Linked DNA regions of Homo sapiens: region 2 is linked to region 1. The links are chromatin contacts, found by Hi-C in ENCODE. All regions are on one chromosome and are shown on one strand. Each heading gives the region's core, a stretch centred on a gene start or an enhancer-like site at or near the end of the contact. The rest is flanking DNA. Distances are from core to core; before and after follow the strand shown. Region 1 holds the start of CDK8 (cyclin dependent kinase 8). Region 2 holds the start of WASF3 (WASP family member 3).

The links. Hi-C counts contacts between places; a loop is a spot of excess contacts on that map. Pooled maps may share reads with other maps.
Region 2: a loop to region 1 is called in a map of ascending aorta, with 5 times the contacts of the local background. The contact joins the promoter of WASF3 here to the promoter of CDK8 in region 1. A Hi-C loop is called at or near these places in 6 of 168 maps with a recorded cell type or tissue (ascending aorta, chondrocyte, dorsolateral prefrontal cortex and 2 more), 1 of 37 single-sample maps with no recorded cell type and 18 of 50 pooled maps.

Annotation. Positions count from the first base shown.
Region 1 is chr13:26,251,193-26,259,004 of GRCh38, reverse strand. CDK8 (cyclin dependent kinase 8) reads right to left here and starts at 4,876. Exons shown (of 13, transcript NM_001260.3): 1 at 4,236-4,876. The coding sequence starts at 4,363. RefSeq lists a silencer at 4,272-4,871.
Region 2 is chr13:26,554,001-26,561,812 of GRCh38, reverse strand. WASF3 (WASP family member 3) reads right to left here and starts at 4,130. Exons shown (of 10, transcript NM_006646.6): 1 at 3,994-4,130. RefSeq lists silencers at 4,027-4,236, 4,497-4,556.

The DNA.
Region 1 (7,812 bases), core at 3,627-6,126:
ACCAACTGAATGGTTCAAGGGAGTGGGAACAGGCACTAGTCCATAAATCCTCAATATCTTAAGAGATAAATACAGAGGAATGGCAAGGTAGCGTAAGACATGTTGGGTTAAGTAACTGATAGGTCTTTGGGAGTTACCAAGCTTTTTGGCAGTTGATGAGAACCAACGTTAAAGCATGAGACTAAAAAATATGGAAATGCACCATCATCTAAAGTAAAATTTTTTAGTGGTTGTTTGCCTAATCTTGCAAAAAATATTACATTTTATGTTCATAATTTTTACTTCCTCAAATCATAATACTAGAAAAGACCCTAAAAATTATATGCTGAAACCCCCCTACTAAGAGCTATAAGGGCAAATGACTTGCCCAAGGTCATACTGCTATCAGAAGCACAGTCTGAATTCAAATTCAGGTTTCCAGGATCGCTCATCTAGAGTTCTTTCCACTAGATGAAGTGCTTCCACATGGCTTTCATTAGAGTTTAGTCCTACACACACACACACACACACACCCCTCTAGATACACAAGTATGTTTGTGTATATACGTACAGACACACCCATATATCTACATAAACAGTTTTATAGCACTTGAAAAAAAGGGTGCTTCAGCAATATACCCAGAAAGTACACCAGTTTATTGAAGCAAATATTAATAGTTCTACAAGGTATTTATGTTTTTGAATAACCCACTAGAAATCAAACTCCATAACTATTTTTTTACTTATTCAATATATTAATTATAGGAAGCATAATGGTTAAGAGCATGGGCTCTGGAGTGAAAAACCTGCGCCTAATCCTCTAATCTTAGCTGACATTTAATTAGCTGTGTACTCATGGGTAAATTTGCTTAACCTTTCTAAGCCTCAGTTTCCTCAACTGGAAAACTGAAAAATAACAGAATTGACTTGATATACTTCTTGTGAGGACTAACTAGATGATGAATGTAAAGTGCTTTGCCCAGGACCTGAAACTTAATTACTCAGTAATTTAGCTATTATTGCCATTATCACTGCCTACTTACTAATCTCTGGGCTCTCAACAAATGTGCCCCAAAGAAAGTTGGCAGTATCTCTCTCTCTCTCACACACACACACACACACACACACACAAACACACACTCATTCCTCACTCATAATTATCTATTCTTTGGAACATAGATTATAACAGATTAAAAACCCTGCTAAGAAAATGCCTTTTGTTTTTCTTTTTTGAAGAAAAACCTCTTATCCCAAATTGATATTTTAAATTATCCAAACATTCAGTGCAAATATTGAAGTCTAGAATTTAAAAACACAAATTGTTTTCTGTCTTCTAACGCTCTCTTACTCTTTAAAACAAAATTAGTTTGGTTGCCTAAACTCTGCAAAGAGGAGATACAATCAACTCAGAAAGAAAATGAACCCCCCTGCTTCCCACTGAGTACTCTTTAAGTGTTCAGACACAAAGGACACTATCTCATTTACGGCGACACGAGTGAGAACAAATTAATCCCAAGATTTATTGTGCATTTCTTTAAACTCTATTATAATGTGAAATTAACAAAGTTATAAAAGGTCCCTTTTCCCTACTATGCAATCATGCCTCAAGTAAGTCAAAGAAATGAATCTTTGAAGCTATTTTATTTCCTAAAACTTAATAATTTAAGCAGCTAACTTCTCTGGTCTAAATTATTTTACCAATTATTCATGTTCTATGCTCACTGGGCAACTGAAAGGATACAACGTTTACATACATTCATTTCAATAGTCAAATATGTCTAAACCAAGCTTATTTGCGTTACTTCCTTTTATAGAAAATCTCAGGTTCTCCTTAAAGGTGTTACTGTCTGAGTTCCTAGAGAACAAATCTCAGCTGCAGAATATATAATGTAATTTGAAAGTAAATCAATACTAGAAACAAATTATTTGATCATCATCTTATTATGAAAGATTAAACAGCCACAAATTTTATTTTACCAGGACTAAAATGCATTAAATTACATTTCACTGACATAAGATCAAAAGAACCTCATAAATACTATGCGATACTTTACCAGAGTGAGGTTACAAAGAGAAGTCAAACCGAAAAAAATCCCTGTAATTTTAAAACTCTCTAAAACTATCTCTAAAAGATAGTAATTTTAAAACTCTCTTGACATTTGATCCATTAAAAATAGAAGTTCATCACATAAAGAGAATCATTAAAGACTGATGGAAAACAAACTCCAAGGATTACAAATAATAAGTTCTTTTTTCCAAAATGCAATGTTACTTTTCAGCTGTCACAGATGACTAAGAATGTCCATACATTATACCTTCAACTATCTTTAAATTCAAAGATATTGAAATTATTCTTTCAAATTATTCTTAACGGCCTAAATTAAAACCTGACCATAGAGATATAAAATGTGCTTAAGTACCCCCTGCCAATACACAGTATTAGTTTTCTAATAAAATGTACAACGTTAAAACAAATATGCATATTTTATTAGCTTAAATTGGTAATTTATGAAAACAGAACCGGCTTCTCTCACACAGATTAAAAATAATGCAAAGGCGCTAGAATTTTATATAACATGTCAGTTTGGTCAAATGTACTGTAATGTCTAATCTCATGGGATTGGGGATTTTATGAATATGCCCAAAATTACATAATACTGGGGGAAGGGGAGATGGTTTAAAGCTTTTGAGAAATATTGTATGGTGAGTTAACAAACATAATTTTAAAAATATATGTCATTACAGAGTAAAACTTCAACAATAAGTCTAATTAGACAACAACAGAGTCAGCAATATCTCCAGACGCTGATTTCTCCAGTGTCACCAGACTATCCATTCCGCTAAAAAGTACTTTTAAATACGTGCGGCGCCCAGAATATCAAGTTTTCAAATCCAAATCCCTACCTTCTGCCGATCTGTTCCACTTTACTGTTGCATAAAAGCACTAAAATACACATTCTAAATTAATTAGAACTCCTATCTTCCTCGTAGAGTCCATTGTAAATACTTTTAGAAAGACATTTCAGTAAATCTAAGAAAAATGTCCAATAAATATACACTTTCCTTTCCAACATCCAGAATACTAAAGTATTTGTAAATATGCGCCCCCCTACCCCACAGTAGGGAACTTCAGCTTTATGAATTTTTTTTTCGTGCTAATGTAGTCTGAACATACTCTCCTACCTAATTGGAAATTTTAAGTGATTAAACATCATACAGCAGGTGACTAAACTGGGATGCTCAAGTAAAGCTACTTCGTTTCTAATAAAATCCAAGGATTATATAATAAGCTTTGACTTTTCAATAATTTTCTATTCTGTCAAAGGCAACAGAGACAACATCCATTTTACAAGAAAACATGGAGTTAATAAAATATATTTTCCCCCCAACTAAGAATTGCCTTCTCTTTTGTCAATATTACAAGACATTCATCTACTGACAAAGAGAAAAAATGAACAATTCACTTGCCTGTTAAGAAACTAAATTGGAAGCATTACCAGTCATAGGTTTAATTAAGTTGTTACTAGGGAAGAATATTTAAAGCAAAGGGATTATTTAAAGTTCACTGCCAGCCGCTAAATTTGGGGGAAACCGCCTGAACGAGATAGTCCCTATGTCACTTGCCTTCTTCCCCACCACCCACCCTGCACCAAACCCCCATTGTTCTATGTAAAAATTCACAGCTAATAATATCTAAATAGCAATTGCAACATTTATGTTGCAGATGATCACTATGGGGAACTCTCTCCAGAACCACATTCACTCGCTGCCTTCCTTTCCTCAAATAAAATACAAATTTGATAAAAAATCGATCACAAACTGGTGGGGGAAAGGATCACAGCCTTCCTTCTAGACCGATGGATGACACTCCAGAGGCGGGTGAGGAAATCCCCAGAAGGTTACCATAATAAATCGACCAAGGAAAAAAAAAAACAAAAAACATTTAACCCGGCGTTTTAGAACGAATTTTTTCATGAATCAGCTTTGAAATCCTTGAAAAGTATACAGCCCACGGTGCAGAGGCTCATCTTGCCTCTTACCACCAGAGCAGAACACAGACGCGGCACGCAGGATTTCTCGTGGGTTTGGATCCCTCGTACACCACTTCCTCCCCAAACCTGGCTGGCGGAGCCAGAGGCCGGCGTCGAGGAAGTCAGAGCCCGGCACCCCGGCGGCCCGCTCTCCCTCCGGGCTACCTGCCTCGGCCTGCGGGAGCGCCGCCCAGCGCGGACACCGGCCCAGACACACACACTCACCCATCTTTCCTCTTGGCTTTGTAGACGTGACCATAAGTGCCTCGGCCAACTTTGCAGCCCTCGTATTCAAACAGGTCCTCGACCCGCTCCCGCTCGCTGCTCAGCTTCACTTTAAAGTCATAGTCCATTGTCACAGCCTCTGAGGCCGGAGAGCTGGGTCGGGGGGCCGGGGGGCAGGGGTGGGGACCGGGGAAGCACGGGCAGCCGCAGCCCCCGGGAACCCGCCCGCTCTACGCCCGCCGGCCGCAGCACCAGCCCGACTGATGCGGCAAGAGCAGGAGGAGGCCCCGCGAAAGCGCCAGGGACATCCAGGGGGACGGCGGGGCAGAGGCCGGCCGGGGGTGGAGGAACGGGGAGGATCCCCCGGCGAAGGAGAGCCGAGGGACGAGGGCTGGGGGTGGGGAGCGGTGTCTCTGCCCTTGTCCCCGCGGGCTCCCTGGGCGCCGGCTCCGCCGCTCTCTCCGGCCGCGCGTTCTGCTCCTGCTGCGGCGGGAGCGGCGGGGCGGCCAGGCGGGCTCTCGTCCTCTCACACGCGCACTCACGCCTCACGCTCTCACACACACGCTCACACTCACTCACTCACTCACTCTCCCATACACTCAAACAGAAGGGCAGAGCCGCACAACAGCCGGTACCTCCTCAAAGAGAGGAGGAGGGAGGGCACTCGCGGAACACGGCCGCGGCTGTCGCAAAAACGTCGCGAAGCCTCGGGCTGCCTCCGGGCCACACTCTAGCCCGCTCCCGCGGTGGCTGGCCGCCCCTGCTGGCGCTGGCACCCTGAGGACCGTGTGGAGGGAGCAGGGGAGCCACTGCCCAAAGCTGCCGCCAAATGCACCACGTGGAACCAGCCCCAGCGGTGGCCGGGCCCCAGACTACAATACCCAGAATGCACAGGCCGCCGCCGCTGCCGCCCCTTCTACGACTCCGCCCCACACGGTGGGAATATGGGAGCGTTGCATGATGGGACTCGTAGTCTAGGGTGAAATTCGTTTCAATCATTTGGGGAAAATTTATTTTTATTTTTACAGCGATCTAACTAGAGTCTGATTTCAGCCACAAACTTGATCAAAGAGGTGCACGTGGGAAGGAGAGTCGTTTGCATTAGAAACACATTTTGTGCCACTCTGAACTCCAGATTTTAAAGGCCACTATCATCGATAAAAGCCGGTATGATATTTGTAAACAGCTCGCGGGCCAGCAGTTGGGGTACTCTTGGTGTTCACAATCTGATAAGGGCTGCACAATGATGTCAACATACTGACATTACAAGCACCAATAAAAGTGAATCAATGACCAGTGTCCAAGCTACTCCTAAACATTGTTACTCTTGTGACAGATGACCATCCAAACCTTTCCTATCCATATACAGGAAGTATTGAGTACAGTACAGCCTTCTGCGATACTACCTATAAGAACACCAGTTTCTAGCTATGATTACAGAAAGGATCTAAATCCATGGGAACTAGTTTGTTAATAATCTTAAGGTAGCAATATGTCCTGCTTCAGGAGTCCTGGTATCTTGATACTAATCTATCATTTTATCTTACCCCCCTTGTCTATTTTTAATTTTTGGTTTTCCAATTGTTACCATTTCCACTAAAGCTCCCCACTTCCCAAAGGGAATATGAACTTTGCAGTTTTAATGTGAACTTTTTAACACTTTTTTTCCCACCTTTCCTGTGATATTTATCAAATTCCTTTCATCTTTTATTTCCTCTACCTTGCTAGATCCTAAGTTGTTATAGGAAGTCATATTTGCATCTTCTGTAAAACCTAGTGTCATGCCTTGATAATGATGCACAGTAAACACTTGTTAAATTAATGAATGAATAAACATGTTTATCTCAAAAAGATCCATATACCAATGATGATGATGATGATATCATCTTGTGAAAAAGCCTCCAAAGGGCTTTCTCTTATATAATTTTCCTTGGAGAAAATTAGTGACTTCACCACTGTGTAAAATTAAATTGTTTTTACCTAGCATACTATATAAGTATTGAGTATTTTACTATACTGGGTTTGAATCCTGCATTGTCATTTACTAATGTGTTCTTGGAGCCTAGAATTTTTTCTTTGCAAAGTGCAAAGCACAAAACAAATGTAGGCTTTCATTAATGGCATATTATTTGTTTCCATTCAGTGATGAAAATTGGGTAACTCTCTAGCAGAACTGCTCATTTGCATCCTTAAAGAATTACATCATTTTCTGAATATGGATTTAAAAGATTCTTCCTTAGACAATGTATTTTGTATTTTTTGAGGGATGTGTCTTTTGTGCACATATTTACTCATGGATCTTGAGAAATCAAACTACCACACTGGAGGAAAAGTTGTGAAGAGGCATGGGACTCAGCTTGCCCCTACACTGTATCGGGTCCCCCTTCCCCACCTCCTGTACCAATTATACACACTATTCTGGAACACTGAAGGTCTCAGACCTTTTTTGTTTGTCTTTTTGTGTTTTTATTTTGAGACAGGGTCTGGCTATGTCACCCAGGCTGGAGTGCAGTGATGCGATCACAGCTTACTACAACCTTGAACTCCTGGGCTCAAACAATTCTCCTCCCCAGCCTCCTGAGTAGCTGGGACTACAGGCATGTGCCACTACACCCAGCTAAGTTTTTTTTTTTTTTTTTTTTTTGAGAGACGGAGTCTCGCTCTGTTGCCCAGGCTGGTCTTTAACTCCTGGGTTCAAGTGATCCTCCTGTCTCAACCTCCCAAAGTGCTGGGATTACAGGCATGAGCCACATACCTGGCCTCAGACTTTTAAAAATGTACTTTTATACACTGTTTTGGCTGGCTTCACTCTGGGTGAAGGTGAACTCTCCCTGAAGGAATTGAGTGTCCTCACTGTCAACTGAGTATCCTGAATGTCAGTCCTGACTGTCAGTCTTTTCCTGGGGGCAGGAAAAGAAGCTAACCTTGGACTAGGGAAGAGCAAGATCTGCTTTTCTCTTTGAAGCCAGGGTGAGAGTTAGAGGCCTAGACACTAGGTTGGAGGAATATGGTGGTAGGAGGTAAGCTGACCCTGTAAAATGGTATCAGGATGGGGAGCTGAGAAAGAGATAGCCACTAAGGGCCCCTTATAGGAGAGCATGGCTAATGCTAGGAACAGCAGCATCTAATATTTAGTTTTAAGTGTCTCCTTTTGTGTGTTCTTAAGGTTCTTAAGGGCTAAGATGCTTCCTCATACCATCTCTGACCTTTACAGTCCTACCCATCCCCCAAGTGCTTAATTTGGTCATGAAGTCTTTCCCAGTTCTTGCAACTAGATATGACCTTTCTTTATCATGAACCTCTACCCCAGCCCTGGCACCATTGCACTTTATTTGTAACTCATTATAGCTACCTTGTATTTTAATCATTTATTTTATGCGATTAAAAAAATCTGCCCCTTAATAAATTTAGTGACTGAGTTCCTGCCTTAATCATCTATATATCCCCTACAGTTCCAAGCACATATTGTTTGCGTAATTATATTTCATTAGAATGTGTTTCATTGGATTGATTTCAATAAATGTTGAAATGGACATTAATAATAATAAAGGTCTCCACCTGTCAGAGGACAGTCATT
Region 2 (7,812 bases), core at 2,881-5,380, 300 kb before region 1:
CAGCAACCACCAAAAATCCTTCTTTACAAACATGAGGTCATCGAATGGAATGGAGTGCAATCTAATCTAGACATTTTTAACTATCTTGAGCTAGTAGTTTCCACAGGCTTGAAGAGACGGAACTATGTGTTTTCCTCAACAATGTGAAACATCCCCCAGTCTCCCTGTTTGCTGTAGCACCTTAGCTGATAGTTTGGGAAACTCTCAAACTGTTTGAGACAGTCTGGGACAGCTAATAACTCTCACATGCGTCTCTCTAATCCAGACAACTCCTGATTATCTGGATCCCTAGTGCAGCCAACTGAACACACTGTCCCCTCAGCACCTGAAACTTAACCCAGCCAAGTGTGACCCATAATCTTTTCCCCAAAATGGATGCTGCTCTGTCCCCACCTAAGGACAGTGCCATCACCCAACCACCCAGCCAGAGCTGGACACTGCCCTGAACTCCTCCCTGCCCCAACTCCCCCCACCACATACACACACACGGCCAATGACCAAATCCCAGCAATTCTACCTCCTCAAATTTCCCTGCTTCAAGCCTTCCCTCTTCTAATCCATTCTCCAAAGGGCAAATTTGACCGTGTCCCTCTTTTGCTTACAATTCTTCAACCATTTCCTGTTGCCCACAGAGGTCTCCGAACTCCACACAACAGTAATCACAAGACCCCACAAGGCACAGTCCCTCCTTACTTCTCCTCCCTCACTTCTTGCCACTTCCCTGCCCTTGCCCACAACCACCCCCACTGGACTGAACTCCTGGTGTTTGTGGTTGCTCCAGTGCATCACCTCCCTGACCATCTCTCTGTACACCCTCTCCTCAACCCAGACTTCGACCAATTCCTTCTCATGGTGCTTCCTCTGGGAGGCTTTCCTGTCTCTCTGAACGTCCCTAAGCTTGGGTTTATGGTCCTCCTCTGAGCTCTTGTTGCTGGCCCCTTTCAGATCCCATATCAAACAATACATTGTAACCAACGGTTAAAACTCTTTGAGACTGAACTGCACAGCAAGCTCATCGGGGGCTGACAGAGGTATCTGTCTTGTTTATCTCTGTATCCCCGGCACATATTAAAACTCTGAAGTGTACTGAATGAATAAAGCAAATGAATGAATGGATTAGGTCATGCATGAGGCTCCTACATCCCTCACTGATTACTGACTCTATCATGGTACTTATCACACTGCACTGTAATTGCTTGTCCTGGTAGACTATGAACATCTTGAAAGCGTCTGTCTCTTATTTTTGCAACCCTAGTGATTAAAATAGTACCTGGTACCTAGTAGGCATTCATGAAATGGTTTTTTTAACATACAGGGTTATATATTTCATCTACAGTATTAAATGGAAAAAATCCAGAAGGATACACCCTATATTATGGTTACCTCTGAAGAAAGAAATAGGAATAGGACAACAATAAGACGGGAAAAAGAAAACTTAAGACTTTTTACCTCTATAAATCTCTGTGTTGATATTGTTTATTTTATAATGTACATCATTTATGTATTACTGGCATAAAATATTTCTGTATTACCAGCATAAAGTCAAGCCACAGGTAAAGAACCAGCCCTGAAGAAGAATGTGTGGGGCTGTCAGAAGCATTTAGTTCCACATGCCCAAGAGCAAAGCCAAAAAAAGCCTGACTTGAAAGAAACAGGGCCCTTAAAACGGACTGAGAAGAGAAGTTGAGAGATTCGGCCGGGAGCGGTGGCTCACGCCTGTAATCCCAGCATTTTGGGAGGCCGAGGTGGGCGGATCAACCTGAGGTCAGGAGTTCGAGACCAATCTGTCCAACATGGTGAAACTGCATCTCTACTAAAAGTACAAAAATTAGCCGGGCATGGTGGCGGGCGCCTGTACTCCCAGCTACTCGGGAGTCTGAGGCAGGAGAATCGCTTGAACCCAGGAGGCGGAGGTTGCAGTGAGCCGAGATCACACCACTGCACTCCAGTCTGGGAGACAAGAGCAAGACTCCGTCTCAAAAAAAAAAAAAAAAAAAAAAAAAAGAAAGAAAGAAAGAAAGAAAAGAAAAGAAAAAGAGATTCAAGGTCTACAGCAATGGAGAGCCACCCAAAGTGAAAAACAATCTGGGAGTACTCTTCAAAGAAAGTCCTTGGAATTCCAAAGACGATCACTAGTACTAGCCCGTGAGTAGGGACAATTCATTTAATACTTGCATTATAACGCAATTGTTTTAATCAAAACATCCCAATAACCAAAAGGTTACCTGCCATACATAGGTTTCTATGGGAACCGTAACGTGTGACTACAAAGACACACTGACAAGAGATAGGAGGTTACAATGTTGGCATGACCACTTAGCAAAGTGTGTTCCACCTTTGTTTTCGTAATTGTTGAAGATAGTGAAGCACATCATTGACTATTAGGTTGTAAATTTTAAAGCAAACAGATTTTTTAAAAACAAATGCTATTAAGCAACTTCATGTCAGCCAACTGGAAATGCAAGAACAATTTCTATATGTACATAGTTCTAGAATAAGCACAGGTTGGAAGGTAAATATAATAGTTGACCAAACTTTCCAATATTTAAACATGTGAAAAGACACAGCTTTTGTGAATACCAACTAAGAAAATCTTTCAAGATGAAGAAAAATGAGTACTACACTGAAGTCATTAGAACCCTGGGAGAAGGGAGCTGGAGAGGACACAATGAGAATGCCTTTGGGAAAGGTCAAACCCAGCTTTCGTTTGTTTAACCTCTCAAGCAGATAAAAGAACTAGCTTTAAAGAACCACTGCATTGTTTAACTGCTAGAAAAGGAGAGTTGGGTAAAGCACATATAAAAAGAAGCAATAGAATTTGCCCTAGAGACAATAGAAAGATTAGTCAATTACAATACTTTGAACTTAGTTTTGATAGAGTCGCATTTTAAGCTTTAGATAAACCTAATTTTTAAGATGCAAAATATTTCAAATAGCTATCCTCTCCCCCTTATAAAAAGTAGACTCTGAATCTTAAAATACCATGTTCTGCTATGCATTTAATTTGAAGAACTGCGAAAAGTAGTCTTTTTAATTTTCAGTTTTTGAAAACTCGAGACTGTTGCTGGAAGTAAACCGCTAATTTAAAAATTAACCTTAAAATGAGAAAGAATTCCTATGATGCTCCCATTGATCCCTAAGCCCATCACATAGTTTCTGAATAATTAAGAACTCTCGTCTCCACCAGGGAACTCTCCCTTGCAGAGGGGCCAAATCAAGAAGCAATCGCCATTGCACGTCAGCACCACAAACTGAGAGGAAGCTTCTGCCCTCGCTAAAGCCCAGGCGCGCGGGTAAAGACCCCCGGGGATGATACCCCGCGCGCCGCGGCTCCGTGCGCGCGGTCCCCCGCACTCGCGGGCCGCCCCACCTCCTCCCCTGCACTCCAAGAGTCCGGCCTGGTCTCCGAGGCCGGGAGCCACGCGGCACCGCAGCCTCGAGGGAGAGGACGCCCGCAACCAACACGCACGCGGGCACCAAGAGGGCACAGGCCAGGGCGGCGAGGGCCGAATGGGGCCGGGGGGCACGCGGAGCTGGACCAGAACCAGCGAGGGCGCGCAGACACTGAACGGATGCGAAGGTCCCGGACGCGGAGCGGCCCGGGGCGTCGTGCGTGGGGCGCGAGCGGAGGCCCGGGCGCCACTTACGGCGGGGAGGGCGGGTGGCTGTCCCGAGTCCAGGGAGCGCGCACCGGACGGCAAAGGGCCGGAGGCCCGGAGGCGCGGGAGAGAAGGGCCGCCTGGCCGCGCCGTGACGGCGAGAAGCCCCTGCCAGCGCGGGAGCCGGCCGGGAGAATGCGGCCGGGCTGCAGGGATAGGCGCGAGGCGGCGCCGCAGCCCGCAGTGGGCCCCGCCGCCCGGCCGGAGCGCGCGGCGATGCAGCAACTTCAGTTCGCCGTGGGGCCGCCCCTCCCCCGACAGCCGCCCGGCCCGGAGCCGAGAGGGCCACAGCAGCCTACAGCGGAGAGCCGGGGCGACCGCAGCCCTCACTCACCGGTCCGCGGTCCCGCCGCCGGCGCCGGGGCTGCGCTCTGAGCTCCATGGTCCCGCCGCGCCGCGGCCGCCCGGCGCACCCGCCTCGCACCACACCGCACGCAGCGGCGCGAGCGACGCCGCCTCCGGCCCGTCCACGGCCGCGGCCACGCCCCCTCCCGGCGGGGGGGCTCGGCCGGAGCAGGAGGGGGGCTCAGTGCCGGCTCCACCAACCAGGGCCAACTCACGGGGCCGCTTCACCAGGATTGGCGAGTGCCTCGGCCAATAGGGAGCCGGCGAGCGCGCTGAGCGACGGTGCCGAGGGGCGGGGGATTGCGGAGGCGGTGGCTCTCACCCTTGGTCCTCCGCCCCCAGCTCGGGATGAGGCTTAGGCAGCGTCCTTTCCAGCGAGGAGAGGTGGGGATACTTCGGGCCAAGAGACCCTTGTATCACCTCTGATTGCTAGGTGCCCATTACAGTACCTTTGAGTTTGCGCTTATATCCTAATCCTCCCTGGGTGTTGAGGGCTCCTGCACAGAGGTCCTCTACCTGTAAGGTGTCAGACGTCCTCCAGGGCTGAGGCTTCAGGCAACCCTGAGAGGACTGTAGCCCTGTTCATGGGTTGGTTTTATGCCCTGCTCAAATTCGTTAGCATTCTTAAAATCTTCCCATCTCCTTCAACACAGATTCTTCTGTTTTTATCACCCTATAACCAATCTCTCTCCACCCTAGATGTGAGGAAATCCACAATACTTATTAAAACTAAGATATCCCTGAAACTGCCAGCTAAGCCCTGCCACAGTGGAACATAGCCACGTGCGACCAGATGACTGAGGCATAAACAAACTTAAGAAAAAGAAAGGAGGAAAGGAAAGGAAGAGAAGAAAAGATAGAAAAGCCAAGATAGAAAAGCTAGGTCACAAAGGAAAGGGGTTTAAAAACATCTAATAGAAATGTTACCTTTATTTTAATTTGCATGCCTTTATTCTTTTTATTTACCAATAGGATCACTAAATTGAAAAACTTTTAGGAAAAAATTTTAAATTCTAATGAATAGTTCAAGAAACACTAATTCAAGTTGGTTTGCTCTTTTCTTTACAGATGTGTAATAATGATCAACATCTAGCTAGAGACAACTAAAAGTTGGAAAAAATGAATAGCAGTTAATAATTTCACCAAAGTTTGCAACACCAGAAATGCAGTAGAAAAATCATGCAGCCCTCTTCATAAAATGTCTAATCTATTAACCTGCATTACTTCCAAAGGAGGGATTTTAAAAGCTCTTTTTAAAGATGACGTATATTCAGTTTCCATAAAGTGCCATCATTTTAAAAAATTGCTGGTAATTAACAAGGTAAACAGGATTTTGGTGAATAATTACAGTGACCCAGTATTTTAAATATTGATACTAGAGTGACAAATGTCTGCTGAATTGAAAGCTAAATTGGCATTCAAATTAAAATGACTTTCCTTCATTTCATCTTCACTTACCCAGGGGAATGGCTTCCATGTCTATGTTTAGGTCATTAATTTAGAACTCAAAAATATGAAAGTATAGATACCCAGAGTGTTTTCAAGGTTGCTAATCATATTTCCCTGGCTGCTTCCCTCTTCGGTGACCCCAGCCTTATAAACCGCTGCTACACTTAGTTTGCACTCACTGTTAGCCCTTAAACACATCATCCCAAAGTGTTCAGGTTTGTTTCATATAGGTCAGTCTTACCTCTCTAATTAGATCATCAGTTCCATGAGGATAAGGCCCTTATTTTACAGTCCTCTTTCCTCCTTTTATAATGCCTAGTACAGTGCTGAGCATGTGGTAAATATGATTCTATTCCTAGTGTTGTGGTTCATGGTACAAATAAATTATTTCAAATATGGTCTTGTGTGAACCAGTCCTTTAAATAAAAACTGCTTAGAGCAGTCTTGTTAGAGGATTAGAGCCCACCGCTAATAAGTGCCTCATCCTTAATAAAATGTTGCTGCATCAGGGAGTGAATTGGTGACCTGTAACAGAATCTTGACTAAAAGTGCCTACTAAATAGGAGTGCTTCTTATCACAAAACCAGAAACCTGGAGACAGCCACAGGGCTTCTGTAATATCTCTTCTATGGTGTCGTTGTGTCTCAGGCTCTTTCTAGCCATTGTCTCTGCTATCCTTGTCATGTGATCTCTGTCTTCATCCTCACAGGATGCCTGCTTCCCTTGTAAGCATTGCATCACATTGAGGAAAATGGTAGGGGGATGGGTAAAGGGCAAAAGATCAAAGAGGTGCATGCCCAGTTGGGTCTGCATCTTCCTGGGAAGCTTTACCCAGCACCTTCTGCTTGCATTTTATTGGCCAGCCACATGTCACATGACCACCTTTAGCTGCAAAGGAGTCTGAAATGCTAAGTATTTAAAGTTGGGGCATTGGCTGGAGGAATATTAGAGTTTTGTTAGTAATGGAAAAGAGGAATGCAGACCTTGGGTATGAGAGTGGCAGTACCTGATGTAGTTGCTGAATAAATGAATTCATGATTGAGCCCTCACTCTATTTATTCATAAGACCCACTTTTTTAAAAAGGCCACTCAGGTGTCAATTAAAAAACAATCCAATTTTCAAGTGAGCAAAAGATCTAAACAGACACCTCCCTAAAGTGGAGTTGACAATACACAGATGGCAAATAAACATGCTCAATATCATGTGTCATTAAGGAATTGCAAATTAAAACAAAAATGAAATACTATGACATACCTACTAGGATGGCTAAAATAAAAAAGCTAACGGCAACAACAACAAAAAACCTAAGGATACCAAATACTGGCAAGGATACAAAACAACAGGAATGCCCATCCATTGCCGATGGGAATGCAAAATGGTACGACCACTTTGGAAGACAGTCTGGCAGTTTCTCACAAAGCTAAGCATAGTCTCACAATTCAGTCCAGCCATCACACTCCTAGGTATTTACCCAATTGTGCTGAAAACATGCCCACACAAAAACTTGTACCCGAATGTTTATTCATAATCACGAGACCCTGGAAGAATCAAAGATGTCCCTCACAAGGTGAATGAATAAACAAATTGCAGTACATCCATACAATTGAATGTTATTTCATGATAAAAAGAAATGAGCTATCAAGCCATACAAAGACATGGAGGAAACTTAAATGCATATAGCTAAATGAGAAAAGTCAGTCTGAGAAGGCTACAGACTGTATGATTCTAAGTATATTCATTCTGGAAAAGGCAGTAGGAACCATAGTTAACAGAATAAAAAGAAAGTTTCGTTTCTTAAAATTTTTTAAGCAAGGTCACCTTTGCTGTATTTATGGACCTTTATTGCAGTCACAAATTCTATTGTCCTTCAACTATTGGTAAATCTTTTTTAAAAGTTCTTTATCATTGTACCTTTTAAGAAGTTTTTGGGCTATGTGCAGTGGCTCACACCTGTAATCCCAGCACTTTCGGAGGCCAAGGCAGGAGACTTGCTTGAGGTCAGGAATTTGAGACCAGCCTGGGCAATATAGTGAGATTCCCATCTTTGCAAAAACTAAAAGAATTAGCCAAGAGTGGTGGCATATGCCTGTAGTCCCAGCCACTCAGAAGGAGGCTAAGGCAGGAGTGTCGCTTCAGCCTAGGAGTTGGAGGCTGCAGTGAGCTGTGCTCACACCATTGCAATCCAGCCTGTGTGACAGAGTAAGACTCTGTCAAAGAAAGAAAGAAAGAAAGAAAGAAAGAAAGAAAGAAAGAAAGAAAGAAGGAAGGAAGGAAGGAAGGAAGGAAGGAAGGAAGGAAGGAAGGAAGGAAGGAAGGAAAGAAAGAGAAAGAAGGAAGGAAGGGAAGGAAAGGAAAGGA